Linked DNA regions of Homo sapiens: all the other regions are linked to region 1. A link is a contact called in ENCODE Hi-C or POLR2A ChIA-PET data. All regions are on one chromosome and are shown on one strand. The core of a region is the stretch at or near the end of the contact, and the rest is flanking DNA. Distances in the headings are between cores, read along the strand shown. Region 1 holds the start of RUNX1 (RUNX family transcription factor 1). Region 2 overlaps RCAN1 (regulator of calcineurin 1). Region 3 overlaps LOC100506403 (a long non-coding RNA gene). Region 4 has its middle 26 kb from the start of RCAN1. Region 5 overlaps LOC100506403 (a long non-coding RNA gene). Region 6 holds the start of CLIC6 (chloride intracellular channel 6). Region 7 has its middle 280 kb from the start of RUNX1.

What was found. A loop is a pair of places that touch in the nucleus more often than their neighbours do. ChIA-PET counts read pairs that join two places held with the same protein, here RNA polymerase II (POLR2A). Pooled maps may share reads with other maps.
Region 2: a pooled map shows a loop between it and region 1 (5-fold over the local background). The contact joins the enhancer-like site here to the promoter of RUNX1 in region 1. A Hi-C loop is called at or near these places in 3 of 37 single-sample maps with no recorded cell type and 4 of 50 pooled maps.
Region 3: a map of naive thymus-derived CD4-positive, alpha-beta T cell shows a loop between it and region 1 (4-fold over the local background). The contact joins the enhancer-like site here to the promoter of RUNX1 in region 1. A Hi-C loop is called at or near these places in 2 of 168 maps with a recorded cell type or tissue (PC-3 and naive thymus-derived CD4-positive, alpha-beta T cell), 7 of 37 single-sample maps with no recorded cell type and 11 of 50 pooled maps. POLR2A ChIA-PET finds 5 or more read pairs at or near these places in 2 of 52 experiments (PC-3 and naive thymus-derived CD4-positive, alpha-beta T cell).
Region 4: a loop to region 1 is called in a map with no recorded cell type, with 16 times the contacts of the local background. The contact joins the enhancer-like site here to the promoter of RUNX1 in region 1. A Hi-C loop is called at or near these places in 9 of 37 single-sample maps with no recorded cell type and 5 of 50 pooled maps.
Region 5: a pooled map shows a loop between it and region 1 (2.5-fold over the local background). The contact joins the enhancer-like site here to the promoter of RUNX1 in region 1. A Hi-C loop is called at or near these places in 5 of 50 pooled maps. POLR2A ChIA-PET finds 5 or more read pairs at or near these places in 2 of 52 experiments (PC-9 and Panc1).
Region 6: a loop to region 1 is called in a map with no recorded cell type, with 3 times the contacts of the local background. The contact joins the promoter of CLIC6 here to the promoter of RUNX1 in region 1. A Hi-C loop is called at or near these places in 3 of 37 single-sample maps with no recorded cell type and 2 of 50 pooled maps.
Region 7: a map of sigmoid colon shows a loop between it and region 1 (6-fold over the local background). The contact joins the enhancer-like site here to the promoter of RUNX1 in region 1. A Hi-C loop is called at or near these places in 3 of 168 maps with a recorded cell type or tissue (prostate gland, sigmoid colon and transverse colon), 1 of 37 single-sample maps with no recorded cell type and 5 of 50 pooled maps. POLR2A ChIA-PET finds 5 or more read pairs at or near these places in 3 of 52 experiments (IMR-90, T-cell and activated B cell).

The regions. Positions count from the first base shown.
Region 1 is chr21:35,046,968-35,051,234 of GRCh38, reverse strand. RUNX1 (RUNX family transcription factor 1) reads left to right here and starts at 1,933. Exons shown (of 9, transcript NM_001754.5): 1 at 1,933-2,067; 2 at 2,277-2,393. The coding sequence starts at 2,336. RefSeq lists enhancers at 2,091-2,210, 2,571-2,710, 3,916-3,975.
Region 2 is chr21:34,543,373-34,547,639 of GRCh38, reverse strand. All of the region lies in intron 1 of RCAN1 (regulator of calcineurin 1), which reads left to right. Among named protein-coding and RNA genes, the nearest start is that of KCNE1, 33 kb to the right of the region's middle. RefSeq lists a silencer at 3,454-3,603 and an enhancer at 276-3,974. Within about 2 kb of position 2,404, at least 24 of the 41 ENCODE cell types and tissues checked have a DNase peak (open chromatin) inside an H3K27ac peak, as active enhancers do.
Region 3 is chr21:35,526,194-35,530,460 of GRCh38, reverse strand. All of the region lies in intron 1 of LOC100506403 (a long non-coding RNA gene), which reads left to right. Among named protein-coding and RNA genes, the nearest start is that of MIR802, 190 kb to the left of the region's middle. RefSeq lists enhancers at 1,700-1,879, 1,900-1,949, 2,010-2,129. Within about 2 kb of position 1,745, at least 14 of the 41 ENCODE cell types and tissues checked have a DNase peak (open chromatin) inside an H3K27ac peak, as active enhancers do.
Region 4 is chr21:34,638,659-34,642,925 of GRCh38, reverse strand. No RefSeq gene overlaps it. Among named protein-coding and RNA genes, the nearest start is that of RCAN1, 26 kb to the right of the region's middle. RefSeq lists enhancers at 110-229, 490-539, 550-599, 2,328-2,437, 2,468-2,667. Within about 2 kb of position 2,570, at least 2 of the 41 ENCODE cell types and tissues checked have a DNase peak (open chromatin) inside an H3K27ac peak, as active enhancers do.
Region 5 is chr21:35,436,922-35,441,188 of GRCh38, reverse strand. The region is part of intron 2 of LOC100506403 (a long non-coding RNA gene); the gene reads left to right. Among named protein-coding and RNA genes, the nearest start is that of MIR802, 280 kb to the left of the region's middle. Within about 2 kb of position 2,473, at least 2 of the 41 ENCODE cell types and tissues checked have a DNase peak (open chromatin) inside an H3K27ac peak, as active enhancers do.
Region 6 is chr21:34,666,878-34,671,144 of GRCh38, reverse strand. CLIC6 (chloride intracellular channel 6) reads right to left here and starts at 2,151. Exons shown (of 6, transcript NM_053277.3): 1 at 383-2,151. The coding sequence starts at 1,756. RefSeq lists silencers at 439-518, 1,419-1,858.
Region 7 is chr21:35,322,749-35,327,015 of GRCh38, reverse strand. No RefSeq gene overlaps it. Among named protein-coding and RNA genes, the nearest start is that of RUNX1, 280 kb to the right of the region's middle. Within about 2 kb of position 2,410, at least 13 of the 41 ENCODE cell types and tissues checked have a DNase peak (open chromatin) inside an H3K27ac peak, as active enhancers do; they include prostate gland, sigmoid colon and transverse colon, where a contact is called at or near this core.

The DNA of each region.
Region 1 (4,267 bases), core at 684-3,183:
CATCCAAACCCTTCTCCTAAGCATCTGGACACCTAAGGCTAAAAGCATCTGGGGAGTTTCTAAAATTAAATCTCCCAAGGATATTCTGTATGGCCCCTTGAATTGCTAAGTCATTATTAAGTGTGAGTCGACTCTGCAGTGGCAGCTGCACATTACAGCCCTCGGCTCTTAGGGCCCTTCCAGGGAATATTAAGTGTGGGAGAGAAAAATGAACCTGGTTTGGGGTTCAACTCAGGCTTGACTTTATTAGGGAGGGTAACAACACAGGCCCATTATGTTCATTATGTTCACAGGGGATTTGCACTGAGAAGCAATATGAAACACGCATCACATTTAAAGATTCACGAGCCTCATAAAAGAGATGTAGCACTATTATTCTTTTTTAGATGTTAGCAGTGTCAACATGTGGCCAGCTAACTTCTCACAAGTGTAAGAGAAAGCGGTCTGTTGAGTTTCAATTCCTGCTTTAGTCAAAACAGGAGTAAGTAAAAATTGTGTCTGTTCCTTTTGAAAGACTTGTGCCATGGAAGCTACTATCGTTGTGGGTCTTTGTGTGTGTGAAATTAAGTGGATGAGGGAAAACCGAGGGAGTGTTGTGGGAGTTCAGCCTTTCTGAAGTGCCTGTGCTGGCTACTGCAGCTTAGAATCCAGGACTGGCATTTACAACCCATCATCACACAGGTTCTCTTGACCCTATGTGTCGAAATTTCACGTGCGCAGAGTGCTATGGCGGATGTAGGCAGAGCAGAGCCAAATGAATAAGGTAGTAAATCAGGAAAATAAGCCTTTCTTCATCTTGGAACTACAAAACAAAATGACGTTTTAGTTGTCAGCAGGTAAAGCCAGTGGGGCCGGAAAATGAAATACGTGTGACCACAGTGGTTTGCCCACTTACAAAATTATCCTGTTTTTAGCATCTTCAAACAGGCATGTCTTTCTAAGGTAGAGGACGCGCTATATAATATTCATTAGTCAGCCCCAGGAGAAGTGTCTCCTCCTGGTTCCCCTTCTATTGTGGCATCCTCATGTGCTCAAAGTGTAGTTTTACCTACAGGTGTAAATTAGCCTATTGATTTGAATTGAACTAGAGAAAGGCAATACAGGGAGCTTTCCCAAGTGACAATACAAATAAACATCTGCAGAGTAACCACTGCTTTGTCCCAAATACAGAAATTCTCTCTGCTTTGTTTTCCTTTAGCTTCCTAATTTGTGTGTGTGTGTGTGTGTGTGTGTGTGTGTGTGTGTGTGTTAAGACTGTACTATGATTTTATCTCTTTACTGAAAGAGATACATACTAAAGTTGTCCATTTAGGGGGAATAAAACCACATAATTTTGGTTTCATTAAAACAGTCCTTTTATTTCAAAAGTAAAATTCTTTCCCTTTCCCAGGCTTTAAAATACCTGTGAGTTGCCAGCCCGTTGTAGGGGTCAGACTCTCACCAAAACATTTCTTTTTATTTATTTTTCCCTTTTATAGTTTCACTTATGCCATGATAGACGTTACCAAGGACTTAACTCTCCCGGAGCTGATGCCTAGCATTTTAAATGATGGGATCCACATCCTGTCGGAGCAGCGGCTTGATGCCAGCGTTGAATTACTATTGAATAAGCAGCAATGAAATCTTTATCAAAATAATCAGTAGTTCCAAAAACCACAAATAACAACAGGAGCCGAGTTGTACTAAATCAGCAAAGACCATTGAGATATAATAAGTGACTGAGTCACTTTTTTCTACATCCCCCCCTCTTGCAAAGTCTACTCGGCTATTTTCTTGCACAGCCTGGGGGAGGGCAGGTGGAGGGAAGGAAGGGCATTGCTCAGAAAAGAAAAAAAAAAATTGACATCACTTAAGTCACATGATTGGCAAGAACCAATTGAGATGGGCTGTGGAAAGGGGAACAGTTAAATTTGTAATTTGGGTTGTGTGAAAACTTCTTTGGGCCTCATAAACAACCACAGAACCACAAGTTGGGTAGCCTGGCAGTGTCAGAAGTCTGAACCCAGCATAGTGGTCAGCAGGCAGGACGAATCACACTGAATGCAAACCACAGGGTTTCGCAGCGTGGTGAGCATCACCAACCCACAGCCAAGGCGGCGCTGGCTTTTTTTTTTTTTTTAATCTTTAACAATTTGAATATTTGTTTTTACAAAGGTGCATTTTTTAATAGGGCTTGGGGAGTCCCAGAGGTATCCAGCAGAGGGGAGAAGAAAGAGAGATGTAGGGCTAGAGGGGTGAGGCTGAAACAGTGACCTGTCTTGGTTTTCGCTCCGAAGGTAAAAGAAATCATTGAGTCCCCCGCCTTCAGAAGAGGGTGCATTTTCAGGAGGAAGCGATGGCTTCAGACAGCATATTTGAGTCATTTCCTTCGTACCCACAGTGCTTCATGAGAGGTGAGTACATGCTGGTCTTGTAATATCTACTTTTGCTCAGCTTTGCCTGTAATGAAATGGCAGCTTGTTTCACCTCGGTGCAGAGATGCCTCGGTGCCTGCCAGTTCCCTGTCTTGTTTGTGAGAGGAATTCAAACTGAGGCATATGATTACAAGTCTATTGGATTACTTACTAATCAGATGGAAGCTCTTCAGAAATGTTTTAATAAATACTTAGTTATGCTGTTGGAGTGTTCAGTCGGTGCGTGAGAACTTTGTCAAGTGCGAGTAAGTTGTGCTGGTCTTGTTTAAAGGCTTAGAGATTATGAAGCTTGCACGAAGCTCCCTGGGTTTTATTTTGCTGTCCCTTGCCCGGAATGCCTGTGTCTGAGTTATCCTTAACTCGGCATGCTGTGTGGCCCAGAATGCAGCCTGCCCTGGGGCTTAGCAGGCACATGCACAGAGCCAGCCAGGAGGGCTGGTGCCAGTGTGGGGCAGGAGGCGGAGGCTCTCAGATAGCCTTGCACCAGCCTGGGGACTTCAGGGCCAAAGTGGCAAGGCAGCTGTCTCTATAAGGCAGAGAGTACAGGAGACTGACAGACTTGGTTAGGTTAAAATCATCAGCATGGGGCTGTGCTGTGTTTTTCCTTGTAGCCTCAATGCAAAGAGACAACCAGCATCTTTCAAGAGAGAAAGGAAGCAAATTGTGGCATACCGAGGTCTCTCTGGAAAAGGGCAATAGAGAAGTTTCCCGAGTTAAGCATTCTCGCAGCTTAAGTCGTTAGATTACAGGCTTATGAATAGGAACAGCCAGGGTGGAAAACCTGTCTCCATTTTTGAAACCAGCCTCTTGAAATGGACAAAGCTGTGGTTGAGCTGTGAGTGTGTGAGTATGTGTGTGCATGTGCGTCTTGTGTATCTTTCGTGGTAAAAGAGGGCTGTGCTTAAACAAACAAAAATAATAACATAAAATGTCTCAAAGGCATTGCCGTGTGCGTCGGGGCACGCACTCTGACCAGTGCCTGCAAAGTGTATCTTGATGGTTTGGCAAAGCTGAGATGGAGTGGGCTGGGATGGGAGAATAATTAATTTTCTGGCTACAAACTCTCTTGAGCACCCAAATTGTATCTGTGACTCATTATTTATTCATACAGCTAAGTGAGCAGGGGAATGCAGAGGGCTTGCCGGCCACTTTATCACAGCAAATGCTATTGTGAATGCACGGGGCTGTATGTTTCCGGGTCCCTGAAATTAAAAAACTTGATGAGAGAGAGAGAGAGAGAGAGAGAGAGAGAGAGAGAGTGTGTGTGTGTGTGTGTGTGTGTGTGTGTGTGTGTGTGTGTGTGTGTTGGAGATGGCAAGAGAGAAGTTAAAGAGAAAGAGAAGAAAACAAGTCATTAACCAAGCTCAAGTTTCAAATTAAAGAGTTTTCAAGTGCTTCTTTACTGGCAGCAGAGGGAATTTTAGTGAAGTTGAATCATGCAGACGTGCGTTAGTCACTAGTCTTGCAGCGTCGTTTGGTTGGTAACACAGAGACACCGGCCACTGGTGAAAAGCTGCAAACGGCTCCCTGGCTGCATTTCCTCTGGGCTGCTAACAAGCAGAGGAAGCAATATTTGTATAGAATAACAGAAAAAAAAGATCTTCCTGGCTTTACTCTGCTTTCAGTACCCCCTCAGAACGTGTATTGTTTCCTATTTTATCAACTCAGGAAGGCAGATTCAGGAAATTTTTAAGCATTCCATTGAGCAATAGGTTGGGTTTCAGTGTGCAGTGCTGGCCCCTGGGGCTCTCCTTACTGGCCAACGGCAAAGATGGTGAGGGACACGCTGAGCTATGCAGACATCAGGAAATAGCAGGAGTCTGGCTATCTCCCGGACAAGCCCAGGGCTCCTG
Region 2 (4,267 bases), core at 1,155-3,654, 500 kb after region 1:
CCCTCGTGGCCTCCTCACCTTGTCAAGGCCCTACCTCTCAACACTGTTAAAATGGCAATTAAGTTTCTAACACATAAACTTTTGGGGGACACATTCAAACCATAGCACCATTGCACTGGGTGTTAGGACTTCAACATGTGAATTTTAGGGGAACAGAATTCAATCCATTAGCATTGGACAAAGTACTTAATTGAGGTCATTTGCCTGGCCTCTTCATGACAGCCTTTTTCTCTTGGGACGATGTTTTTCAAAATTGTGTGTTTCCTGGGGTGCATTCCCATACATGGCAGTGAGCAGGTGAGGGAGGGGGAGAAAGGTGAGGGGAAGCTGTGATGTGGAAAGAGTAGTAGACCTAGGTAAAAACCTGGCTGCTGTGATGGGCCTGGACTCCTGGATATGCCCTATTCTCTTGGCATGTGGGACAGTCCCCGCTCCTGGGCTCAGGCTCCTGTAGCACCTGGGTGACGTGGAACCCGAACCCTTCGCTGAATCCTCAGCTACTCAATTTTGGCAGGGGTAGTGGCTGCAGCTGAGTAGGAGTTTGTTTGCGACCCTTTGTGTTCCAAAGAAAACGCCAGCCACAGAATTTACTGTCTTACTCACTGGAGACCTTGCAAAAGTGTGGGCCCCAAACTAGGGTTTGGGGAGAGATTTATTCACGTAGGTATTATCTGGTCTCTGTTACCCAGAAAGTCATTTTTAATAAGTCATGCACTCATGACTAATCATTTTCTCCACTTAAAAAAACTTTTTTCCAGGTAGGACATAATAATGGGTCAAGCTACTTATACTTTTCCTGTTTCCCCCTTTTAATGGGAAAAACACGCTCTTTTTCCATATCTAAAATGGAATTGAATGCTTCTTGTAAAATGTACATCTCAGGGAAAAACCCATTGCTATTCTAAACCTGCTTCCTCCTATTCTTCAGTTCCTGGTACGGTGGATGTTGTTTGCGTCTTCTGACTTCTACCCTCTGAGTTGGAGACTCATAATTATTGTTAGTATGTGAGCATGCAGTGTCTGTCTTTAAACTGCTAAGACGGTGTTGCTTTTAAGCGACAGCGATTGTTTTCTTGTTCATGTTTGTGCTGTCTTCTTTGCGTCAGCTCCTAAAATAGAGGGGAGTTGTGTACCTGTTAACAACGTGTTAACAGCATTGTTGGGGTTTTTCAGACAATTTAATTGTACAAGTAAATTATTTTAAGTTAGAGCCTATTCGTTTGAAACAAAGAAAATAGTTTTTACATTTCTAAAAAAAAAAAAAAACTAATAAGTAACTGCCAACAAATGCTAGACTATATACCTGTAAAGTCAGCATTTTAATGTCATTTTCTTCTAGAGCCAGAGTTTAGTAAGTTCTTGGCCTGCTGGGAAGAAATGTAAGGAAGAGAGTGTTGTTAGGTGGGGATTTTTTAACACAAAAATATAAACTTGCCTGACGTGATTTCTCGCCATTTTCTAAGTCACTGAAATGTTTGTTATCTATTTTATTTCAGTAAATCACTTTCTTTTAGCATCCTTCAGATGGTCAAACAGCATGTTGTATCTCTGAGAAATCTCATCTTATTAAAGATTGACTGATGTCCTTCAACATTTCTATGAGCGTTTTTCAACCCACAGAGATCCAGTTAAGATACAGACAAATATCAGGATCTTCTTAGGACCTGTTTGAAATGACATGTTTCAAAGCAGCTCTGTATTAAAAGAGGTCATTCTTTTCTGTTGAACAAGAAATTAAGTGAATGCATTTGGTGTGCTGGGGCTATTCTTCGAATGTTAGAGCAACCTGTTTCATTTTAGGGCCTGGGGTCATTATTCTCCATGGGTGGCACCGCTATCCTCCCAGTGGCATTTGAAAATCCTTGCGAGACTTTGTGGTTGCAGCAAGGACTGGGGGAAAGCTGCTGGCATTTGTAGGGAGAGGGGACTGACCAGCAGGGAGGCTAAACAGTCTAGAGTGCAAGGGGCAGGGCCATGCAAGGAGAAGCTGTTTCCTCCACAATGTCGTTAGTGTAACTGCTGAGAAACAGCGGGAGAAGTCACAGGCTCAGGGAACACAAAGGATCTTTGTGCCTGGCCTGGCCAGCCCCCCACTTCTTCAAGGAAGCATACTGGGGGTCACATCTATTTTCTCAGTGTTTCCCTTTCACCCATGCCCCACATTGCAGCATTTTTCATCAGAAACCACAGGAGCCCAAAATACACTTCCTCATTTCTGAGATGCCTTTCTTAGTCAGGGCTGAAATTAGTTTTCAGTGGACACCCACACTCAGGCACTGTACTAGCAAAGCCTTTTGTTAGAAACTGTCACACTGGTGTTCAGATTGTCCTCTGCCCGAGTTTTGGAAGGGTGGGTGACAAGGGCCAGCAAATAGTCAACACTGCCCGTTGTGCAATGCTGTGATCTCCCTCTGAGAGCAAGAAGCAAACTTGAGGTGACACTGAAACAAGGGGCGGGGGCACTGAGCCTGCTTTCGTAGCTTTGCTTTGCTTTTGCCTCTTGGTTTACTTTCTATGGGGAACATATCCCACTAAGAAGGCTGGTCCAGCCCGCACCATGATGGCAGGCATGGGACTCGGGAGACGTGGTCCCAGAGGCTCTCGCTCCACTGATGGTGAGGAGTAAATGACACAGTAGGCTTTGCAGAAGTGAAGTCAGAAATCAGAGGGCTCCATCTTTCAACCACTCCCTGGCCTTCAAGGATAGATCTTGGAGTTCACGTCATACAGTCTTTAAAAGGCTCTCCTGCCCACAAGGTGCCCTCACTACCCCTCTTCCACGTGCGTCCCTCGCACTGCTGTTTGCTGAGACTTACAGCCCCGTCCCATGTGTGACTTTTACTCCAACCCGAGGCGGGTGCTTCCTGACAGCAGGGCTGGGTCTCCTTTACTTTCTATCTTGGGGACCAGCAGTCTCCTCTGACAAGGAAGAGATTCAGCAAAGGCTCGTTGAGACCAGCCTGGGTGACACAGTGAGACCCTGTCTCAAACAAACAAACAAAAACCAGCAGAGTTTCTGATTCAGTAAATATATATTAGTTTTCTATTGCTGTGTGACAAATTACTACAAATCTAGTGGCTTACAATGCCCATTTCTTAGTTGACAGGTCTGTAGGTCAGAAATCACCATGTGCACAACAGGGTTCTCTGCTCAAGGTTAACAAGGCTGGAACCGGTTCTCTCCTGGGCTGCGTTCCTGTCTGGAGACTCTTGCGGAGAATCTGCTTCTAAGCACATTCAGATCCCCGTGGCCACTCTAGCTCCTTGAGGCCACTCTCAGTCCTTGCCACATGGCCCCCTCCATCTTCAGAATCAGCAACAGAGAATGTCTCTCCCATCCTTTCTCCGACTTCAGAAAGAACCCGGTCCCTTTTAAGTGTTCACCCCACATAATCTCCCAGGGTAATATAACCTAACTGTGGAAACAGAATCCATCACAGAGTCCCGGGATCATGCAAAGCTTGTCCACCAGGGGGCCATTTGAGAATTCAGCCTACCACAATAGGTAGGGCAAGAATTCTGGCAAGTTGCCAAGTAAGGCAGCTACTGCTGCTGTGGCAGCCACAGTCTGAAAAGCACCTACCTATGCACATTCTACAACAACCTTTGACTTAGATTGTTCCCAAATTGCAAATGAGGAAACTGAAGTTCATAGGATTCAGTCTAGAGATAATATTCATAGCACATAGTAACTGGTACCTCGTGGGCACTGACCACTCCGAATGGCTAGCAGGCAACTGACTCTGGCTGTCAGTGCCACTGTGGTCATCTTGGCCAGCACCACCAGTTGACTGAGGACCCCCAGCAAGTAAGGACTGCAGCCAGGGTTCCTGCCCAGGCCCATCTGACACCCAAGCCTGAGCTTTGGCCACTTCACATGCTAGGATTAAAAAGAAAATGTCATCCCTCGAAGCCTAAGTCAGGAGAAGAAGAAATAAAAGGACAGCAGTTTATTGATTCCAAAGCCCAACTTCCTTTGAACATTCTAGCTGCTGGATGTTCTATAAAGCTACCTTTCTCCAGTCTTAAATTTGTATTTGCTTCCTGTTGCTGATGTAACAGATTACCAAACAATTTTAGTGGCTGAAAACAGCACAGATTTATGACTGTACAGTTCTGGAGATCAAACTCCAAAATCAGTCTCAATGGGCTAAAATCAGGTGTCAGCCTGGCTGCGTTACTTCTAGGGCAAAATCCGTTTCGTTGCCTTTTCCCAGGTTCCAAAGACTCCCACTTTCCTTGGCTCATGGCCCCATATCACTCGAAT
Region 3 (4,267 bases), core at 496-2,995, 480 kb before region 1:
CCTTCCCCAGTCATCATTAGCTTTAGCCAAAGCAGGACAGGTGGCGGTGGTGACAGAACAGAGTTGTCCTCTTCTCTGTGGAGTTTGCAGCTATACCTAAGGGCAGCCTTGCTCTTTTCATCTTGCTAGTCCTTTAAAGGGAAGACCCTGTGTTTGAAAAAGCCTATGAATGCTACCAGGGGAGGAAAAAGCCCTGAAGAAGACACCCGTGGCCCAGAGATTCCTGTAGCTTCAGAAGTACCTGCAGAGACCACTTCCAACTACTCAAAATCTAGAGGTGGTGGTGACAGGCAGGAGAAGTCAACTAGCAAGAGTTTGCCCTTTGTACAGACTGTCCTGTGTTCCACCAGTGGGGAGCTTCTCCATCTAGTTCACACCATAGATTGATGGTTGCCTTCTTGTGTCTTAACACATGAAGTTTTAACAGTATGTACTTATGCCGAAGACTGAATTTATCATAGTTAGGTGACTAGCCAGGCTGGCTTGCCTGGGACTCGGAGTTCTCAGGACATGCAAATTTCAGTGCTCAAACCAGGAAAGTTCAACATACACCCCGATAGGTTGGTCACCCCATAGTCAAATTTGAAGTTAGAGAGTTATTTAGAATGGGAATTGCAATCCTTTGATTACATCACTTAATCACCACCACTCTATCTTGGCTATTGCTAAATTCTTTATCTGAGTTGTCTTGTAGCAAAGACCTTTTTGAAAGCTGAAAATTCCACATTGTGCTGTTTTCTTAACCAGTGGGGCATTTGAACTCAAAATGACATCAATGTGCTAGAATGCATACATCATGGCTTTGAAAAAAATAGGTCTGAGAACGAGGCAAAGTAAAACTAAGCAAACAGATAAGAATAGCAACCAAACCTGATCTTAGTCCAAAGGCCTAGAAGGGATGACAACAATTCTAAGTTTTTACATTGCCTACCTTGAAACCTATGATTGATAGTAATGGATTAGCGTGATGTATACTGTGTTCATTAAAGTGAAGGAGACCGGATAACTCACACAAGATAAATACTTTATTTATGAATGATTAAAATATTTTACAGCCATCTATCATCGTGAGCTCGAATGTAGTTAAAAATCAATTCGAAGTGAAAGTGAAAGGAGAGAGGCAGGAGAGGAAGACGTCTCCTCTCCCTGCTTCTGCCTTTGGCCTCAGGGTTATAATGGTCCTGCCTGAATGCTTGCATTGCTTGGTTCTTTGCTCAAGCAGCCTGGTTTAGTTGGGGTTCAAGGCCAAGCTGTGCAATAACAAACCCTGACAGGCTTTAATAAAGAGATATACAGCGTCTCGGATGTATTTGAGGGAACGCTGATGCTTGTGGTTTTGTATATGGTTATGGTAAATAACTAGCCCGCTAATTCTTGTGGTCGGCCTTTGCTGGGAGCGCTGGACCACTGGAGACCCATTTAACCCGAATCCCCCGCACCTACAGAGAGCCTTGCATTGCAGTCACAACAAGCAGGGCAGAGGCAGGGGCTGCCGGCCTGCGGCTCATCTCCGGGCTGAGTTCTGCTCACTTTTCCTCCCGCAGGAGCAGGATGGGCTGTGAGGCTGACAAGCCTGACCAAGGCGGCAGAGAACTTTCTACGTGTTGTGTTGTCACTCCGCGTTTCCCCTTTCCCCATGACTGATTCCTGGAGATGCTCTCTGTAAATGAGCCCAAGTGGGAGGAGAGGCTGACTGCTGAGTCCTCAGCAGTGCTGGAGGCCCCCGGGGGGGACAGCAGCTTCACATCCTGACAGGAGGCACTCAACCCGAACCGGAGCTGCAGGCGCCTAGGGTCCCTGACTCAAATTAGGGCGGGTGCGCCAGGCTCCGGACCTAAACCTACATCTTTCTTTTTCAACCCTTTTCAACTGCTTAGCATTTTATCTTTCTAACTGTGCATAGAAGAACTTAAGAGGGAAGTGGCATTTTGGACAGCAGCAGCCACAGAAAGGAAAGTTGCAAAACTGCAATATATCATTTTGGAGCAAATGCCTACCTACAGCTCATGGTCTTGGCTCATTTTTAGGAGAATGAAAGGGTTTGATACTGTTTGACTTCATCTCACCCAGCAACTTGAGACTAGGGTTCATCTAATGCCACCCCCACCCCATGCATATTTAAAGGTCTATGACTCAAAACCGTCTATCCTTTATCAAATGAAATGTGGAGATGATGACATGACTGTACTCCCACTCCCCTCTGAATGTGCAATTCTTAGATTTAAAAAGGCAAGAGAGGCATTGTTTCCCAGACCCTCCTTCCCTCCCCACAGTGTCCACTGAGAGAGATTCCTTTCCCAACATCACAGGAGACTCATGGCATCTTCTGTGCTGACCTCATGAGCTTCTCAGGGCATTTTGTTGCCCATTCTCCTGCCATTGGATCCTGAATTGGAGACGGGAGTACAAGGAAGGTTCTATAGAATCACCAGGCTTTCCTTTCCCCTGGTGTGTCTAACTTTTGACAGATACCCATTCTTCCACACATCCACAGGGAACTACGAGAGAAGTTGTGAGTTACTGATGTGCACTGAGTGTTTGTGGTCCCCTCCCTGAATTTCTCTGTTGAAGTCCTAATCCCTAAAGTGATGGTATTTGGAGATGGGGTTTTGGGGGTGATAGGTCATGCGGGTGGAGCCCTCATGAATGGGATTAGCACTCTTAGGAGAAGACACAGGAGAGAGATGATTGCTCTCTTCCTTATGTAAGGATTCAGAGAGTAGCCAGTCATCTGCAAACCAGCAAGAGGACTCTCACCAGGAACAGAATTGGCTGCCACCTTGATTTTTGACTTACAGCCTCCAAAACTGAGAAAGTCATGCCTGGTGTGTAAGCTGCCCCATCTTTGGTATCCTGAATGGCAGCCTGATGTGACTGCAATAGTGATGAGCTCACCATGCACCTGCTGCTGGAAGTTCTTGTTAGTTTCCTGCTGCTTCTGCCCAAGGATAAGAAAGAAGATGATGTCTCTAAAGACCAGGGCCCCTCCACCCTGTATATTTTACCATTATTGTTTCCCCTGTTCCAGCAATACTACTTCTCTCAGTCCTGTTTGGGTTGCTCTAATGAAAATACCATAGACTGGGCGGCTTTCACACAAAAGAAATTTATTTCTCTCAGTTTTGGAGGATGGGAAGTCCAAGATCAAGGCACTGGCAGATTTAGTGTCTGCTGAGGGCCCAGTCCTAAGAGATGGCTGTTTTCTCCCTGTGCCCCCACAGGGTAGAAGGGGCAAACAATCTCTCTGGGATCCCTTTTATAAAAGCAGCAATACCATTCTTGAAGTCTCCTCCCTCATGACCTAATCACCTCCCAGAGGTCCCACCTCCTAATACTATTACCTTAGGGTTTAGTAGGACTGGTTTCCCAGAAGCCCCTCTCCGTGGCAATGTATGAATTTTGGGAAGACATAAACATATAGTCCATTGCACCACTTTATATACATAATATATATATATGTTATATGTATGTGTATAGATATATGTTTTGTGTGTGTGTGTGTGTGTGTGTGTATATATATATCTATATCTATATATCTCCCCTCTGGACTGTAGTCCAGTTGTAGCAAAACTTTAAAACATATACACACACATACACACACACACCCCCAGTGTGTGTGTGTGTGTGTGTGTGTGTATATAATATATCTTCTATATATCATCTGTCCTGTATATAGTGTGATATATATAATATATTATATATTATATATATATATCTCCCCTCTGGACTGTAGTCCAGTTGTAGCAAAACTTTAAAACACACACACACACACACACACACACACACACACATATATAACTTTCTAACTTTCCCTTGGTCAACAAGCCTCAGAGGAATAACATAGACTCAACTCAGAGAATCTTGTCTCTACCCTGACTCACATTTAAGGCACTAAAATATCATCGTACCTCCCAGCTTCCCAAGCACAGCCTTTTCTAATTTGTTTTCAAGGCTGATCACTATGATTGGTCATTTTGGTCTTCAGAGAGGAAAAGCCTTTTGCTTGATGTTTGGTGATATCCATACAAATCTGCAGCTTTCTGGCTCAGCTACTCATTGGGTGTTCCCGGGCATTACTCTCAAAAGTCTAATTTTCTCCCTAATGTCTCCCACACCCTGAGTCCCAGTTTTGGATTCAAAACCGATGTCCTGGGATATAAGCTCATTGGGAAACTGTGTCCTTAGATCTAGACACTTGTCCTTTACCTGGGCACTCTTGACGTGCTTCCTGCCCATGCTCAGCTATTTAGAATGTGACACCTCCCCT
Region 4 (4,267 bases), core at 1,321-3,820, 410 kb after region 1:
CTGTGGTTGTCTCCCTATCATTCAGCCACACCATGGGCAGGAAGTGTGCAGACTGGTCTCTGCTATAGGGCTGAGTCCTGGGATCATTCCACCACGTGCATTTCCATTCACAGCCAACCACACCCATCACCCATGGCACATGTGATGGTGGCACCCAGCACCCAGAGCCAGGCAGGACTTGCCGCTGGTGCTCTCTCCTAGCTGGGAACCAACCCAGGAGGCTGTAGGTTTGAGCACTCCTTCTTGGTTCCCTAGGGACTGGAAGTTGCACGCACTGTCAGCCAGCCATGGCTAAAGAAAGTGAAAAGTGAGGGAGTGAGCGAGAACAGAGAAAGTCCCAGGGCTGGTGTTCCACTAGCGTGCTGTGGCTCTAGTGACCACCTCTGCCTCACAGGTCTTGCAACTGAGATACAAAAACTTTTGATTCTGTGGCTTCAATACCAAGCTCAGCTCTGTAGGTCTTTGAAGTGAGCCCATTCAAGCCAAAGATTTGAGACCTTTGGACATTGTGAGGAATCACAACATGACCAAAGGCAGGTGGGGACTTGAATCTGCACATTAAGGGAAGGAAGCCTGCCCCAAAGGCATCACACATGACTAGGCAGCAGGTGGGTGACTGATGAGTCTGGGTTCACATCCTGAAGCTTTGCCTTGTGGGTGGGGACCATGCTTTACTGTGAGCCCTGCACCTGCTCTCAAGCCCTTCAAGGTGCCTTTTCCTCTCTACTAATGATCTGAGCAATGGACTTTTGTAACAGATCCCGGGGCACTCTAGGCTACCACCCAAGGCACTGCTTTTCTGCCATCCAGGTATCTGGGAAGTCAATTCATAATCAGTAGGTTTCTTGGAAAACATGGACTAGGGGTACAAAGAGGCATTTATCATCGATTATGAGAGAAGTCAGAAAACACAGTGCCAGCCTCAATGGCCCTGGGTGCTGAGATGCTGTGTCCAACACTTTCTGACCTTCTCCCTTTTTAAAAAAATTCTAGACTCCATGCTGTTCCCTTGATCTTTCTTCAGCTGTTCTAAATATTGCCTAAGCCACAGGTTTCTCCTAAGTTCAGTAGGTCCACTGAGACTTCCTAAGACCAAGCTTACATTAATCTGGAGAAGGTGGTGCAGGATTCAGGAGGACGAGAGAGACCTCAGGTTGAAACAGGAGAGTTTTTACTGAGTGTACTCGGGCCCAGCTGACTCAACGTCCAAAAGACTGGGCCCAGAACAAAGACAGCACCTGACTTTTATACACACTTTACAAAAGGGGGTGGGCTAGCTTGAAGTAAGCTTACAGTGGCATGAAAGCAGGGATACTGAGGCAGGACAAAGACAGGATTGCACATGACCGTTGCCAAGCAACCCAGATGTCCGTTATCTAGTTTTGCCTGGGCATGGGCTTATCCTATAACCTTTACTATGGTGCCCAGGCAGCTGTAGTTTGGGCCTACTCAAGCTTCTTATGACCTTTGTTGTACTTCTTAGAGAAAACAGAATACTTGAAGTCACTAGTTACAGAGAAGAGGAACCTACAAACTCATTTCATAAAACAAAGGAAATTTTTTTTTCTATGTTGAGGGAGTGCTGGGAGAGTCTTCAGAGCACATTAGATAACATTATTAGGACCTTTCCTGGGTCTGGGCTGTGCCTGTTGCTGCCTCTGGGACAAGTCAGCCTAATACAGGAAAACTTTTTTTTAAATTTTATTTTTTTTTAATTTCCAGCCTCAAAGGGACCAACCCATCTTAGAGACTTCTACAGACAGCCCGTCCCCCTGTTAGGTGACGATTTTACCAGTGTAGACCTCCCAGGATGCATTATCACTGCCAGCATCTGAGGCACTTGTAGTAACCACTTTACGCGGACCTGAATCATGAATGCTTTCCATGGAAGTGACTCAGAGGAAAAACTATTTTCAAAGCAAGAATTGGCAGGGCAGTGGAACTGATTGGATGTGCAGTTCAAGCAAGAAGGAAGAATTAAAAGTGATGGAGAAGTTGAGTTCCTGAACACCAGAAGGTTTATGGACATGGAGCTGGGCTGGAGAGGCTGAAGCTGTCCTGAGGTGGGGGAAATTTAAAGGAGTGGGAAAGGTGTAGGGGACAACTGTCCTCTTTGCCATCCAGAATCTAGTCACCCTTCTAGTAAGCCAGAACCCTAAAGTTTCTCCAATGATCTCACAGAGTCAATGGACATGAACTTGAATAGAACAGGTTGTGTGAGCTGCTGCAACCATCTCGTCACCACGTGGAGCCTGAGAAAGGCATGCAGTGGGAGGGGGCAGGGACGAGATGGAGAGAGATCAGAGAGATTAAGAGACTCCTGAAGCAAGCTATATTGGTTCCACCCCAAACTTTTCTGTTACATGAGCCCAACATATTCCCTTTTTTGCTTAAGAAAAGAAAAATAAAATAGAATATTAAACAGTGCAACTGCTGTAGAAAAGTTTGGTGGTTCGTCAAAAAATTAAACATAGAATTATCCTATGACTCAGCAACTCTAATTCTGAGTATATATCCAAAAGAACTGAAAGTGAAACTCAAACCAGTATTTTCACACCAACGTCTGTGACAACATTATTCACGATAGCCAAAAGGTAAAAACAACCCCAGTGTCCATTAACAGTTAAATGGATAACAAAATGTAGTATGCACATGCGATGGAACATTGTTTAGCCATCAAGAGGAATGAAATTCTGATACATGCTGCAGCATGGATGAGCTTTGAAAATATTGTGCTAAGTGAAATAAGCCAGGCACAGAAAGACAAATGTCTTGTAACTGCACTTATATGAGGGACCTAGAATAGTCAAATTCATAGAGATAGAAAGTAGAATAGAAGTTACTAGGGGCAGGGGTTGGCGGGGTGGAGAGGCAGAGCTGTTGTTTAATGAGTACAGAGTTAACAATGGGGGAAAATATTTTAGGTACAGATAGTGATGATGGTTACACAACACTGGGAATGTATTTAATGCCACCGGATTGGATGCTTACAAATGGTTAAAATGATAAATATTATATATATTTTGCCACAATTTTTTTAAAAAACAGAAATTTATTATCTTGCAGTTCCAGAGACTAGAAGTCTGAAATCAACATGGGGGTGGTGAGGGTGAAAAAAAAAGATGATCAGAGAGTTTGGACATTTTTAGTGACAATCTACTCTGATAAACCAAGCACCTGAATTCCCATGGGAATAAGGATATGTATGGTCACCTTTACCAATTGACTGACTGTTTCCTCGGGGTCTCCGATGAGTTGGCTGTCTGGCGCAGGGTGCACAACAGTTCTTAAAGCCACACATCTGTCCAAAAGCTCAAAGAGGCAATAGTACATCTTACACTATTGCAGATCTTCCAGTAAGTACATATATATATCTCACTGTAGTGCTGGGAGTAACATGGTGGCCTCAACAACCCTGGCAAATTGCCCTGTAACAAAACAGCACTGTGGGAAGTCACCTTTACCAATCATTGGTGCATCATAACGAGAGTCTCCTCTTTCTTCTATTCAGGGTTATTTGAGTTCTTTTGCTAATTTAACTGTGGCATCTGGCCTGGGAACATCAAAAGACAACAAAACTCCTAATCATCAGGGGAAGAGTCAAGTCTCCCTGCCCCAGGAGTGATGACTTATTACAACAGCTCTGGGTTGGTGCTGATGGGTTTGCATGTTCCCCTTCAGAATCCATCCTCTGTGGACTTGAACCTACCAGGGGATCATGGTGAATTCTTCCAAGGTCTGGGGAGGGGTTGGTGCTCTAGGCCTCTGGTAATTTCCAAACGGTGTCTCTCTGAAGGAGGGCTGCCAGCCAGCAGGTTCCAACAGGGTCACACCATCCCCATCCACCAGCTCCTGGGATTTGCAAAAACACAAAAACAACTTTGCATTAACAGTCCATCTGAAACCCAGAGAAAGTGCGACCAGGCCTTTCACCAAGATGTGAAGCCTCTGCCTGGCCCAGAGGGATACATGTGTACTCCAGGCTATATTCTGAACCTTCATGCCTGTGACCGGGCCATGCCTCACATGTCGTTCCTACTAAACTGACTTGATCATGTCGAGCCCCTGTGGTAATCCATTCTCCCTTTTGGTTTTGAAACAGGGTCTCTCGTTGTTGCCCAGGCTGGAATGCAAAGGCACGACCACAGCTCACTCTAACCTCAAACTCCTGGGCTCAAGGGATCCTCCCATGTCAGCCTCCCAAGCAGCTGAGACCACAAGTGCGCACCACCACACCCAGCTAATTTTTTTGTTTTTTAAACCAGGT
Region 5 (4,267 bases), core at 1,224-3,723, 390 kb before region 1:
GATGGAGATATTGTCTTAATGCAAAGATGTTGCTGATAGTGTTACCTCCTGGTTCCTGGTGTGGTTTCTTTGTATTTTTCTAGTAAATTGGCCACAGGAGAACCTTCTGCAAAAGATGAATTCTCCATACTCAGGGCTTTATAATTGATGACATACACCTGATGTTAAATTTCTGGGCTGGGCGCAGTGGCTTACACCTGTAATCCCAGTACTTTGGTAGGCCCAGGTGGATGGATCACTTGAGGTCGGGAGTTTGAGACCACCCTGGCCAACATGGTGAAACCCCATCTCTACTAAAAATACAAAAATTAGCTGGACATGGTGGCATGCACCTACAGTCTCAGCTGCTTGGGAGCTTAGGTAGCAGAATCGCATGAAACCTGGAGGTAGAGGTTGCAGTGAGCTGAGATCACACTACTGCACTCCAGCCTGGGCAACAAAGCGAGACTCCATCTCAAAAAAAAAAAAAAAAAAAGAATTCTGCCATATGCATGTCTGACTAAACTGATCCAAAACAACAGTTGAGGCAATAACCCTTCCTATGCGTGGTTTTGCAGTTTGCCAAACTCATGGGCAGCTGAGGTCACAAGACACAACCTGGAGTTCTAACCTTGGTTTTTAACATCTAGCATTTCCATCATTTAATCATACTTGTTACTTTGGTTTCTAATCAAGTCTTTTAAAAAATGCCAATGATAGATGAAGTCTGTCCACTCTAGAGCATCTCTCCTGGAAGAATCCCAAGTCTCCTGTCCAGGCTACAGGAAGGGGCAAGCAGGAGGGACGGAGTCGGGAGCATGTGTTTATGGAGCCAGGTGCTGTGTGTGACTCTGGGGAAATATCAGTGAATGAGACAGATAGTGTGTTTGTCACCATCATAGAGCTTACAAGGAAGATGAACTTTGAAATAGAAAATACGATGAAGAAACCATGTTAAAAGTAACAAATGCTATTTAAAAAAGGGAAAGGAGGCTATGATACTAGGGAGGCAAATAGCAGAGTGATCTTATGTGATTGAATGATCAGAAACTTCTTTGAGGAAAACATGGCTAAACTCATCCTTGAAGGATAGGTAAGAATTACCCAAGGGATGGAGCGGGAGAGGGAGAAGGAGGACTGAGTGCTAGGCAGAAGGAGCAGTGTAACCAAAGCCTCCAAGGTGGGATGGTGTGATGCTCTGAAGGAGCTCAGTGGGTCCAGGGGAGCTGGAGTGTGGTAGGTGGGAGTGACTTCTATTGGGTAGGCAGGGATGAGGTCATATAGGCCACGGTGGCCATAGGGCAGAGTGGCCATGCTAAGAATGTGGGCTGTGACCTGAAGGGAACAAGAGATGTTGACAAAAATTAACTGAACTCCGAAGTCTTTATGTGATGTGCACATAGCTGGTTACCGAGAAAACCAGAGAAGAACAAATCCTGCTCTGTGTCCACTGCCGGGCTCCTTCGGTCCTGTCACATTGGCTTAATACAACTTGGGGAATTGAGAGTGGGCTTTGAAATCACAAAGAAACATGGTAAAATTATAGTCCCACCACTACTAAATGCGAGAACTTACAGCATTTAGTTTATCTCTCTGAACTTCAGTTGCTTCGTCTGTAAAATGGAAAGATGACTCTTATTTTATTGGAATATTATGAAAATTAAATTAAGTAGCATCTGTAAATTACCCAACATAATGCTTTCTGCATAGTTATGGATCAATTAAGTGTTAATTTCCCTTTTGACACCTTTTTGCTTGGCCAGGAATTTGGTAACAAATGAACTTCTAGCTTTTAGTGAATAGATTGACAGGATTATTTTATGGTTTTCTAATTCCTTATCAGGCAGTGAGTCATTTGACAGCTTTCTTGGGACAAAGCTGTCTTGTTCAAAGACAGCTGGAAGTTCTCTATCATGCCCAGAAGGCTCCAGTTTTACACAGGGTTTAACTAATTGTGTTCAGTACATGGCCTCTGTCGTCTAGGAGAGAACCGATTCTTTGTAGTATTTCTGCAGCAGTGTAGGGCTCACAGGTACAAAGCAATAAGAAGACTTTAACCCCAGCTCTGCTGCCAGCTGTGTGATTTGGGACAAACCACTTAATCTCTCTGAGACCATGTGTCTTTATTTGCAAAACAGATTACAGGGACAAAAGCAAGTTGACGAATGCCAGGCAGCTACAGCATGCCCAGCCTAAAACAGGAACTTGGTAAATGTTGAAGACTCCACCCTCTGCCCAACCTTGGTCCCAGGTCCCAGGAGAACAATGTTTTGCAAACAACACCCAGCTTGGGAGTGTCTGGGGTTCTGATTTGATTTTGGTCTAACGTGGAAGTGGGGCTTCCCCCAGTTTTTCCCACCCTGGTCTGATGGCTTCCTGTAGCATTCCTTTCGCCTTCTGCATGCAGGCACACAGATGAGAGATCTGGAAGGCAACTGACAGCAGGGTGAGGTAAGAAACCTCACCTCCTGCTTATGCATCAGAGGGAACTGAAACCCAGAGTGGCAGGCAATTTCGTGTAGATTACATACCTAGCTCACAGCAGGGCTGAGATAAGGATCTATTTTTCAACTCTTTAAGCCAATGACTCTCTACTTTTCTACTCTTCCACTGGGTCTCCTCTCTCTACTTCTATCTTTTCAGTACAACGTCTCTCTTATTTCTAAGTCAAATTCTTAGGTCTATATTCATGAAAAGCACCTGTCAAAAGCTTTAAAAATTGTTGTTATTAGGTGTATTTTAAGTATCAATAGCTTTAGTTTGATTCTCCTAATAAAGATCTTTCTTGGTGGGTGTTCTAATTGAATACTTTGAAATTTGAAAATATTCTCTTGGGAAAACACACATTCTTATGTATTGTTGGTGGAAATGCAAAGTGGTACAGCCACTAGGCAGGGATTTCAGCAACATGATAGCTCTATTTATCTTTTAACCAAACAATCCCACTTCTAGGAATCTATCCCAAAGATAGACTACCAAATATGAAAAAAAAAAATGCAAAAGCCTATTTATTGTGGCACTGGTGGCAGTGGAAGGAGACTGGCAGTAGCCCAAATATTCATCAGGAGGGGACTGATTGAATAAACTATGCTACATCTACACAATGAACTACTATGTAGCTACTAAAAGAGATGAAAGACTAACTTATATACTGCCAAGGGGTAATCTTTAGAATATATTCTTAAGTGCAAAAAGTAAGACAAAAATTAGAATGTGTATTATGCTACCTTTTGCCTAAGAAAAGTGAGTGTGTATTTAATATTTAACACATTCAATGACAGTAGGATAGGAAACAACAAATTAATAAAAGCGAATCATTAGAGGAGGGAGGAAACAGTGAAAGCAACAGATTTGGAAACGAGGTTTTCCTGAATTTGCTTTGTTTTGTTCATTTGAAAATATACAAATATTTGACAAAATTATAAAACAAAAAAAATCCCTTAATTCAAAAACAAAATGAAATAAATCAGTCGGAGTATTAACCATGTAGAAAGGAATTATTTGAAGTGATTTACACTCTTGTCTATTTGGTTGTATATCTGCAGTGGGACATGTCCTCAGGACGAAAAGAACTGCAACAAAATATTAAATTGCTTCAGTAGTTATATTGTTAATAATATGTTGGTATGGATTCTTAAAATTTTTTTCTTACATTAACCAGGAAAAGCACAAAATAATTATATTTATGTCATAAGAAATCAAGTTTTTTGACTTAAGATAATTAAATAGAAAATCAAAGACACTACATTTAAAAATCTGTAGCTCTTAACTTGAATTGTAAATATTGGTATAAACTCCTGATGTATTTCTATTTAAAAACGTTTTCTGGATGTGTCCACTGAAAAGGTCTAGAACCAATGATTAACCCCCCCAAGAACAAGGAGCTCCCAAGCATCCATGCTTTCGTATCCAAATGCCTTTTTTATTGAAAGGAACCAGGGTCCTTGAGAGAAAAAAAAAAAAAAAAAGGTTAATTCCAGCCTGGGGCAAGAAATGTTCAAGATGAGGTGGTAACATCTTATCATACCAGAAAGCAAGGAAGCCTTCAAAGACAGCTTAGGCAATGGGAAAAGACTCAAAACACACAGGACTCAACAGGTAAAGCCTCCTACTGGCCAAAGATGAAAAAACTATATTCAAAGATGGATCTAAAAAGAACAATATCCAGGTGTTCAAGACCAGCCTGGACAACATAGTGATACCCTGTCTCTACAAAAAATAAAAAATGAAAAATTAGCTGGGTGTGGTGGTGCACGCCTACAGTCCCAGCTACTCAGGAGGCTGAGGT
Region 6 (4,267 bases), core at 902-3,401, 380 kb after region 1:
TCTTTTTTTTTTTTTTTTTTTTTAACTTTTTAGTTAATTCGTTAATAACCTCCTGACTAGGAGGGCTGGTTAGGATGTTCAGGTCAAAGGACAGTGGGATGCTGAACCCACAACCCCACATCCTCATTGGCCCCCATCGCACTCCCCGTCGCCCCCACCCCCAAAGTCTTTGCTTCCAAACCATTGAGTCCTCCCGCAAATGCCCTGGAAACTCTTCTCCGGGAAATCCCGGCTGTCCCGCCTACCGCCCGCGCATGGAAGCGCCTGATGACAATCAGGATACCACCAAGGGTTCCTCCCTGCGCGTCCCTCTGGGATCTGAGATGACCAAGACCTCGAATGGAAGGGGGTCGTCCTAAGAATTGAGGGAAGCGAGCTTTACCTTGACGAAGAGGGTGATGTCGTGCTCCTGCCCCAGGGCCCGGGGCTCGGACGCCTCTCCGTCCTCCCGGCGGCCGTTCACGCGCGCGGCCTCGCCGCTACCCTCGGCGGGGCCCTCCTCGGCCAGGTGGTTGCTGAGCTGGGCCTCAGGCTCCGCGGCGCCCCTGGAGGCCTCCCCATGTGGGCTGCTGTCGGGGGATTCCTCTTCGCCCCCCGCTGCTTCCTCCTCCCTTGGCCCCTCCGGGCTCCGCTCTCGTCTCTCTTCGTCCTCCCCCGGCTCCTGCTGTGGCCCATCCCCTACCCTGTCCTCGCCAGCGTCTGCCCTTGCGTCCCCGGGGGCCGCTTCTTCGGACCCCTTTACCCCCGGGACCTCCGCCTCCTCCGCTGCGTCCCAGGCGAGCTCACCGGGGCTGCGCCCCGCACTCTCCCCGGCTGCGACCTCAATTGCCTCGGCCTGGGGCGAGAGGCTGCCGTCCCCCGATTGCTGCGGCTCACCCGAGACCCGGCGCGCCCTTCCTGCCGGACCCTCGGCGTCCATGCTGTCCCCCGCCGGGCCTTCGGCTTCTACGCTGTCCCCCGCCGGGACCCCCGCTTCTACGCCGTCCCCCGCCGGGTCCCCCGCCTCTACGCTGTCCCCCACCCGGCCCTCCGCGTCTACGCTGTCCCCCGCCGGACCTTCCGCGTCTACGCTGTCCCCCACCCGGCCCTCCGCGTCTACGCTGTCCCCCGCCGGGCCCTCGGCTTGTATGTTGTCCCCCAGCGGGCCCTCCGCGTCTACGCTGTCCCCCGCCGGACCTTCCGCGTCTACGCTGTCCCCCACCCGGCCCTCCGCCTCTACGCTGTCGCCCGCCGGGCCCTCCGCTTCTATGTTGTCCCCCAGCGGGCCCTCCGCGTCTACGCTGTCCCCCGCCTCCCCGGACGCGCTACCTTCCGGGACCTCAGGCCTCTGCTCCGCCTCCTCCTGCCTCTCGGGGGCCGCAGAGTCCTCGGGCTCCCTCTGAGCCTCCCCGCGGGGCTCGCCCTGCGCGCCGCGTCCCGGGCTCGCCCCCTCCACCTGCTGCGCGCCGCTTGTCTCCTCCCCTCCTTGGGGCACCTCGGCACCCTCCGGGGCTCCCTCCTCGGCCTCAGTCTCGCCGTGCGCCCCCCTCGTGCCCCGCGCCTCGGCCTCCGGGCCCCTGTCTGGCCCGCCGCCTCCTGCCTCCTTCACAGCGGCGGCGCCCCTCGGCGCCTCCTCTGCGCCCTCGCTCCCCTCCGGCCCTTCTGCCTCCCCGCCCGCGGCTCCTGGCTCTCCGGGTCTCTCAGCCAGAGGCGCGGGGACCTCCGGCGGCCCCTGGGGACCCGGGGCAACCCCCTCCGGCTCCGCGGCCTCGGCCATGGCCGCAGATCCCTGTCCTTGATCGGGACTCCTTCCTTGACGCTGCTTAAGGGTCGGTGGCGCTGGGCAAGGGGCGTGCTACGGGGCCCTCTGTGCTCCTTGAAGGACGCCGGCTCCGGGATCCTGCGGCAAAGGTTTAGCCGGGGCACTGGGGCCTTGCGCAGGACCCGCAGGGCAAACTCCGCTTGGCCCCAAGCCTCTGCGCCCCTTCTGCCCAGCTGAAACTCCCTGGACTCTTCCTCCACTGCTGGAGCTTCTCCCCGATTGCGCGTCTGCTTCCCACCGGGACCCCAATCTCGCCCGCGGGCCGCGGAGGTGCAGTGCACGGCTGGAGAGGGCTGCTTCGCTCCTGCGCCTTTGGAAGTGCCCGGCCCGCTGTCCGCTGTCCTGGGGTTGACCAGAAGTCCTTGGTGCCAACTCCATCCCCTGGGGCTTGGGCGGGGTTTGTCTTCCCCTCCTCCCTCCTTTGTTTGGGTAGCCTAGGAGCTTGGCCAATGACAGCCTTTCTCGTGACCCTTGTGGATGTTGATGAAAAGATTCTGGTTCTCCTGGCCGCTTGGGTGTTGTTCTCTAGAATGGCTTCAAGTTCCAGAGTCACTTAAATCACCCCCTCCAAACACACACCCCGACACCCAAACACCTAATCCCCACCTTACCCCAGGAGTGAAGCATCAAGCTCCCCCGGTACCCAACTGAAGATGTCCACATTGTGCCTGATGTCCAAGAGCAAGGGTGTAAATCCCTGAGAGAAGAAGCTGGGGAGGCTACGCTGGCCGCCTTCCCATGTCTGCAGGGCCCCCGGAGAGGTTCCAGAGGCCCCTCATATAGACGCACAAGGAGCCAGTCGAGTTTCTCTGACCAGAGATGGGCGCTGTTGTCCATGAGGGTCCGCTTCTCCGGGCCTGTCTGGAGGATCGTGGGAGCCCTGCGCTGGAAAAAGGTTACACCTTCATCTCCCGGGTCTCTTAAGACTGTAAGAGTCTGTGTATCTTGCTGATTCTCCTAGATTTCTAAACTCACCACCAGTGCTTCTGCCTCCAAGTTAAGAGCTTGGGAATCTGGAGGTGGAGAAAAGAAAATCCAAGATGTGAAAGAGGGGAGCTATGGAATTCCCTGGGTTAGGGTTCTCCCAGGATCACAGACCCAATACCTACTTTAAAAAGGAAGTTATTATGGTGAAAAGTATGTCGTAAGTTTATTATAAGCCAGGCTACTTCTAGTGGGTTACCAAGAAACTGGGTTACCCAAGGTGGCACTATGTAAATGTGGTGGAACGGGGATCCCAGCTCAAGACTGACTTGATTCATCAGGCTTTATATGGCTTTGATATTGGCCTAAGATACATGAGCCCCTCATGCCCACAGAAGGTTGTTTTCGTTGAAAGAGCTGGGTGTGCCTTTGATGTGGCTTGGGGTCACACCTTTGGCCATGAACATAATGTGTCTCCTTCTACTTCCCATTGCTCATCACTGATGGATGACAGGACAGGAGCCCAGAGACACTCAGCTTCATGCTACCTTTCTCCAAGGCTGTGCTCTGTCTGGGTAGGTACAGGCCAGAAGCTTCATCACCACAAAGTGGCATCTAGTCAAAGCATGACACTCACACAGGTGAGCCAGAGATGCACGTGAGCCGTAAAAGCTCTAGGCACCTAGAAAAGGAATCCTGCTGCATTCACCGGGGCAAGGTAGCAGCCATCACCCTTATCTTGTAAAGAAAGATGAAGCCAGCACGTTCAGCCCGGAACAGCAAACACAGTACAGGTTTACAGTGCTTTATGCAAATCCCATGAGCCCGGATGTGTTTCAGAAAACAGAATTGTTAGAAAGATGATTGAGTGATTTTACTGTATATTACATAACACAGAACATCACTTTGTGATCAAACACATTAATATTTCTGCAGTAAGACAGGCATCACATTTGGTGAGATATGGTAAAATCATACAAGCTTCAGGCCCCCCACCCCCAGTTTAGGTTCACCTCCAGCTGAGTTCAAGCCTTTCTGGTTCTGATTCTAGATGAGTTCCCAAAACAGCTTTCAGTATTCAGAGCCTTTTAGGATTTCAGAATGTGTATAAAAGGATTGTGGACCTGTGAACCATTGAAGGGCTCTGGGTTTATTTGCGCTGCTTAGAAAAATGTGAGATTAGTTAGATACATAACTTTGTCCTTAATAACAAACCGTCTTCAATGCTCAATGTTTACAAAGAACCAAATTAAAGACACTCATGCGAGTAATAATATTTAGCAAATTCTTTTAGCAAAGTCAGTAGATAAGAATTTCTGTCAATAGAGTGTCTTGTGACATTAGCTTACCCCCCAAAGTATAAAACTAACTGAGGAAAGTATTTTCCAAAACTAGTTCAGGTTGGTGCATATGTATTTGAAGGCACGTGTGTATTCAGTCATTCAGGAAATATTTCATAAACTCTAACTCAATCAAACTTGATAGAAATGTGCTGGCTATTGGGGGGGGGTGTGGTTGGAATATCTAGAAAAACCTCCTTTT
Region 7 (4,267 bases), core at 1,161-3,660, 280 kb before region 1:
TGCAAGCATCTCTGTTTAGGGCTGTGACTGTGCTTCTTGGCAGGCCAGCCTAGACTTAGAATCGTAGCCCAGTGGAAGGGCAACAGGTAAGATAACAATTGCACAGTTCACATTGGGATGTGGAAATCATACGTGCTCAGCCAATCCTGCACTTTCACCCCAGCCACTCTTTTATGGGATCTTGGATGCTCAGGGCTGTTTGTGTAATTGCTTCTTGTAAATGAGCTCCTACTCCATAACACTTTACAGTAAACCACTCTCCTTTGCCATCTGGTATCCAGTTGTTTTAACTGGGTTTCCAGTATTTGCATCAGTCATTTACAAGAACCTTTTTAACCTTTACAAAATAAAATAATTGAAATCTATCCTTTCAACTTCACATTTGTTTCAGAAAGGCTTTGAAATCAAGGCACAGAGGGGATGAAAGACAGGAGGATGTGAAAAGAAAAGGGCTTGGCTTTTCTCCCTCTGAGATGATCAGAAAGGGTGCCTTGGAGGTGCAGAGTCCTGCGCTGGAGAGGGTTATTGCCTCCATTATGGGCTCGTCTCTGTGGAAAATCTCTCCCCTGCCATGGTGAGTGGAGAGGCAGAAGAGCTGGGGAAAGACGTGCTCTTCCTTGACCCTGGGTCCTGGGTCTGCAAATCTTCTCTGTGTATAAACTGCATCCCTCCACACCTGCCCCACACTGCCCATGATTCTTCATTTCTCACTTTGTTTCTTTCTCTTGCTTAAACCATGAGTTCCTGCCTTGCTCAGATGGAGAGGAAAGGAAGAGAAATCCACACGTGTGTATGGTGCTGATTCTTTTCAGCCATGAAGAGGACTGGGACCTCTTACCAGATAAAGTGGGTGGATTTTATCTGCATCCTCCAAGCAGCACAGAAGTGAAAATATCTCAGTTGCAGATAACGGCATAGTTCAAAAGAATTTGACATTTTGACTATCTGGCCACTTTGTGTCTTTCTCTCTCCAGTTCTAATCACTTTAAATGACATGGAGGCTTCTAGAAGCCCAAGTAAAGGGGAGCTTTAATTTAAGAAATCCTCTCCATGGCTTCCCTTGCTCCTGTCTCTGTATGCAGGTTTCCCATCCTCCACTCTTTTCACCTTGAGTGGTTCTCTCTCCCATTCATCCCTTACCCACTCCCTTTTTCTGAGCAAAACTTGGGAGCTCCATCAGCCCCCTCCCCACACGTCATGATGAAGGTCTAGTTGCTGGCTCAGCAGATGAAGTGTCCCACCTCCTTAGAAGGCTGGGGTAGGGGTAGTGATACAGATACACAGAACTGAATACTCTTCAACCTAGTGGAAGAGAACAGGACCAAGACAAAGATCTGGTTGTTGCGAGGGGTCTGTGGTCTAGCGGGTTGCTGCCAGAACTCTACCTGGGGCGTGTATGGTCACGTTCACATCATACTATATTTGAGACTTTAGTTCAGAGCTGCCCCTATAACTTTCTCAGTGCTGATGGGCCACTTATTAACCCTGTTCCGTTAGGTGAGAGGTGAGGATACGCTTCCTCAAAAACCTTGGTTTTCAATTTGTTTCCTCATCTCTTGCTTTTCAGTGTCTTTCTTTGTCATATACATATTCCTGGCTTTTTAAAGCCACACAAGAAAATATATCTTTATGCCCAAAGAGAAACTTTGGGTGGGAACTGTTGATGGGTTTGAGTAAGAGTTTGTGTTGTTGTGTTGCTGTTGATTTCTGTTACCGTAACTAAACAATGCTTCACTCACGGTATTTCCTAGTGGTATTTTCTAAACCAAGAAGGTAGAGACTGGTTCTTAAGTTTGAAACCATGGGTTTCGTGGGTGGGACCCTGCTGAGGGTTAACTAAATATTGTATTCTAAAGAAAACACAGGGTTCATGTAGAAAGAGGATTCTATCACTGAAGCAAACACAGAGAAGAGCCACCCAGGAGGACTGGGTCCCCTCAGAGACTGCGGTTTAAGCCAATAGTCTCTGGCAAATGCATTCCTAAGTAATGAGTTTCATCCACATTAGTGCCCAGAACATTCAGAATATTCTGTGAGGCAGGCAAGGCAGTTCTGGAGAAAAGTTGCATAGCTTTCATCCGCTCACCAAAGGGGCCTGTAAGGACGACTGTGGCACGAAAGAGTTTCATTAGTTCTCAGTTTGAGTCACATAATCATAAAGTGGCATCAGGGAAAATTAGGATTAGTAGCCCTGATGGCAAAGGCTGATCTAGAAAAACTGTGTTTACGGAAGAGTTGTGGGATTCGACAGCATATTCATCTGGCACTTTCACAGGGTGCCGTATCTTTATTCAGTCAAGCACCTACTGTGTTATAGCCGTGCACTTATTTGAGGAAACAGCTTTCTGTGCACATGCTTGGCAGTTCGCCTGCTGAGGCACCTTCCTGCTGTAGGCTGGGTGTGACTCCCCTTTAAGGAGGGAATAGATCCGAAATGAATCGGAGCCTGTGCTGAAGCCGATGTCCAGTGTAAGCAGAGCAGGCCTGGATTTTTACCGCTTGGTGTTCCAAGGCTACATTTTGCTGAGAAATATTAAGTGTAACCAAATATTACAGGGAACACACTGTTCCTGCTATATTTCCAGGGCATCTGATCAATGGGAAAAATGAGAAGTAGAAATAAACAGAAGGGACAGGGAACTGAGCAGGCAATTGGGCTCAAAGGCAAACCGAGTAAAACAGAGGAAATGATTTTCAAAGTAAATACAGATAACTGGGGAAAGAAAGATGAATACTAAGCAGAGAAGAAATGTCTGACTGTCTTACTCCAGCCTGGGTTGGGCCAGGGAGCATGGTGGGGCCGTGCTGAGAATTTTCATCTGGGGCCTGGTCTCTCAGTAAGTCCAGCTGTCAGAGGCAATGCCAGGAACAGGCGAGATGAAACACAGTCACGGCAAGGGGTGCAACCTCCAAGAGAAAACCCAGTGCAGCGGGAGCTAAGAGGCTGCTGCCAGCAGCCCAGGCAGCCACGTGGGCCTGCAGGACTTTATTTGAAGAAAACACGGGGTTCATGGAGGACGTGGATCTTGTCATTGAAGTAAACTCGAAGAAGATCCACCCAAGAGGATCGAGTCCCCCTGGGAACTTTGCAGTTTCAGCCAATAGTTTCTGCCACGGGAGTTTTGTGCACGTTAGCTCCTGGAACACTTAGAATAGTCAGTGATGTGGGGTGCATGTGTGGGTCTTAAGCCTCCTCCATAAAGCAGATGTTCTCAGCCTCAGTGCTGTTGATACTGGGGTCAGATCATTCTTTGTGGTGGGGGCCCTGTTGCTATCCATTGCACAATGTTGAGCAGCATCCTTGGCTTCTGCCCACTGGTTGTATAGCGCTCCCCCACCCCACCTCCACTATATCCATCCAAAATGTATCCTGATATTGCCAAATGTGCCCCGGGGCGGGGGGCAGGGTACAATCACTCCCTGTTGGGAAACACGGCTATAGATGAAGAAACTAAAACCGAGAAAGTGTCCGTGGCACAAGTAACTGATGCAAAGCCACACCTGGAACCCACTAACTACAGAACTTTGAAGGCACCTTGGCCTTTTTCTGTAACTGCATTCTCAGCTGAAGAGGAATAGCTATGTAGAGTTCAGTTTTTGTAGTCAGATTCCTGGGTTCAAAGCTGGGCTCCACACTTAACTTGCTATCTGTGTGAACCTGGCTGTTACTCCATTTCTTTGTGTCTCAGTGTCTTCATCTGTAAAACAGCTTCGATGCTAACAGTATCCACCTTACAGGGTATGAGGTGAGTCAAACAAGGTAGGCCAAGCAAAGAGTGTGGTGCCAAGCCTTCTTGCTATGTGGGAAGTTCTTGATAATGGCTTGGGCCCGTCTTGACTGCATACTATGTTCTCTAATGAACACTTTTTAGTTTCCTTTGCTGATGTGGTTCCCTTTATCTGCAATACCCTTCCACCAACTTCTTTATATGGCCAACTTTTTCCTGCCCAGCAAGAAGCTGTTTAAATGTCATCTCTACAAAGGCTAAGGGCTCCTATGCTCTGTCCCCTTAGCAGCCCCCAAAGCACTGTATGCATTCAAATGTCTGTGTTTATGTCTCTCTTCCCAGCTAGACCTACTATGAGCAAGTAGGCCAAGGACCCTATGTAATAAACTACAATTCTCCTGTGACGCTCAGTGAATGGATAGGATCTTGACAGGTAGAAATGCGAACGGAGGGTAGCCTGCTGGGTTGAGAGAGTCTTAAGAGGTGAATGGTGGAGACACCAGAGAGCAAAAGAGATGCTCGGAAAATTCCGAGAGCTC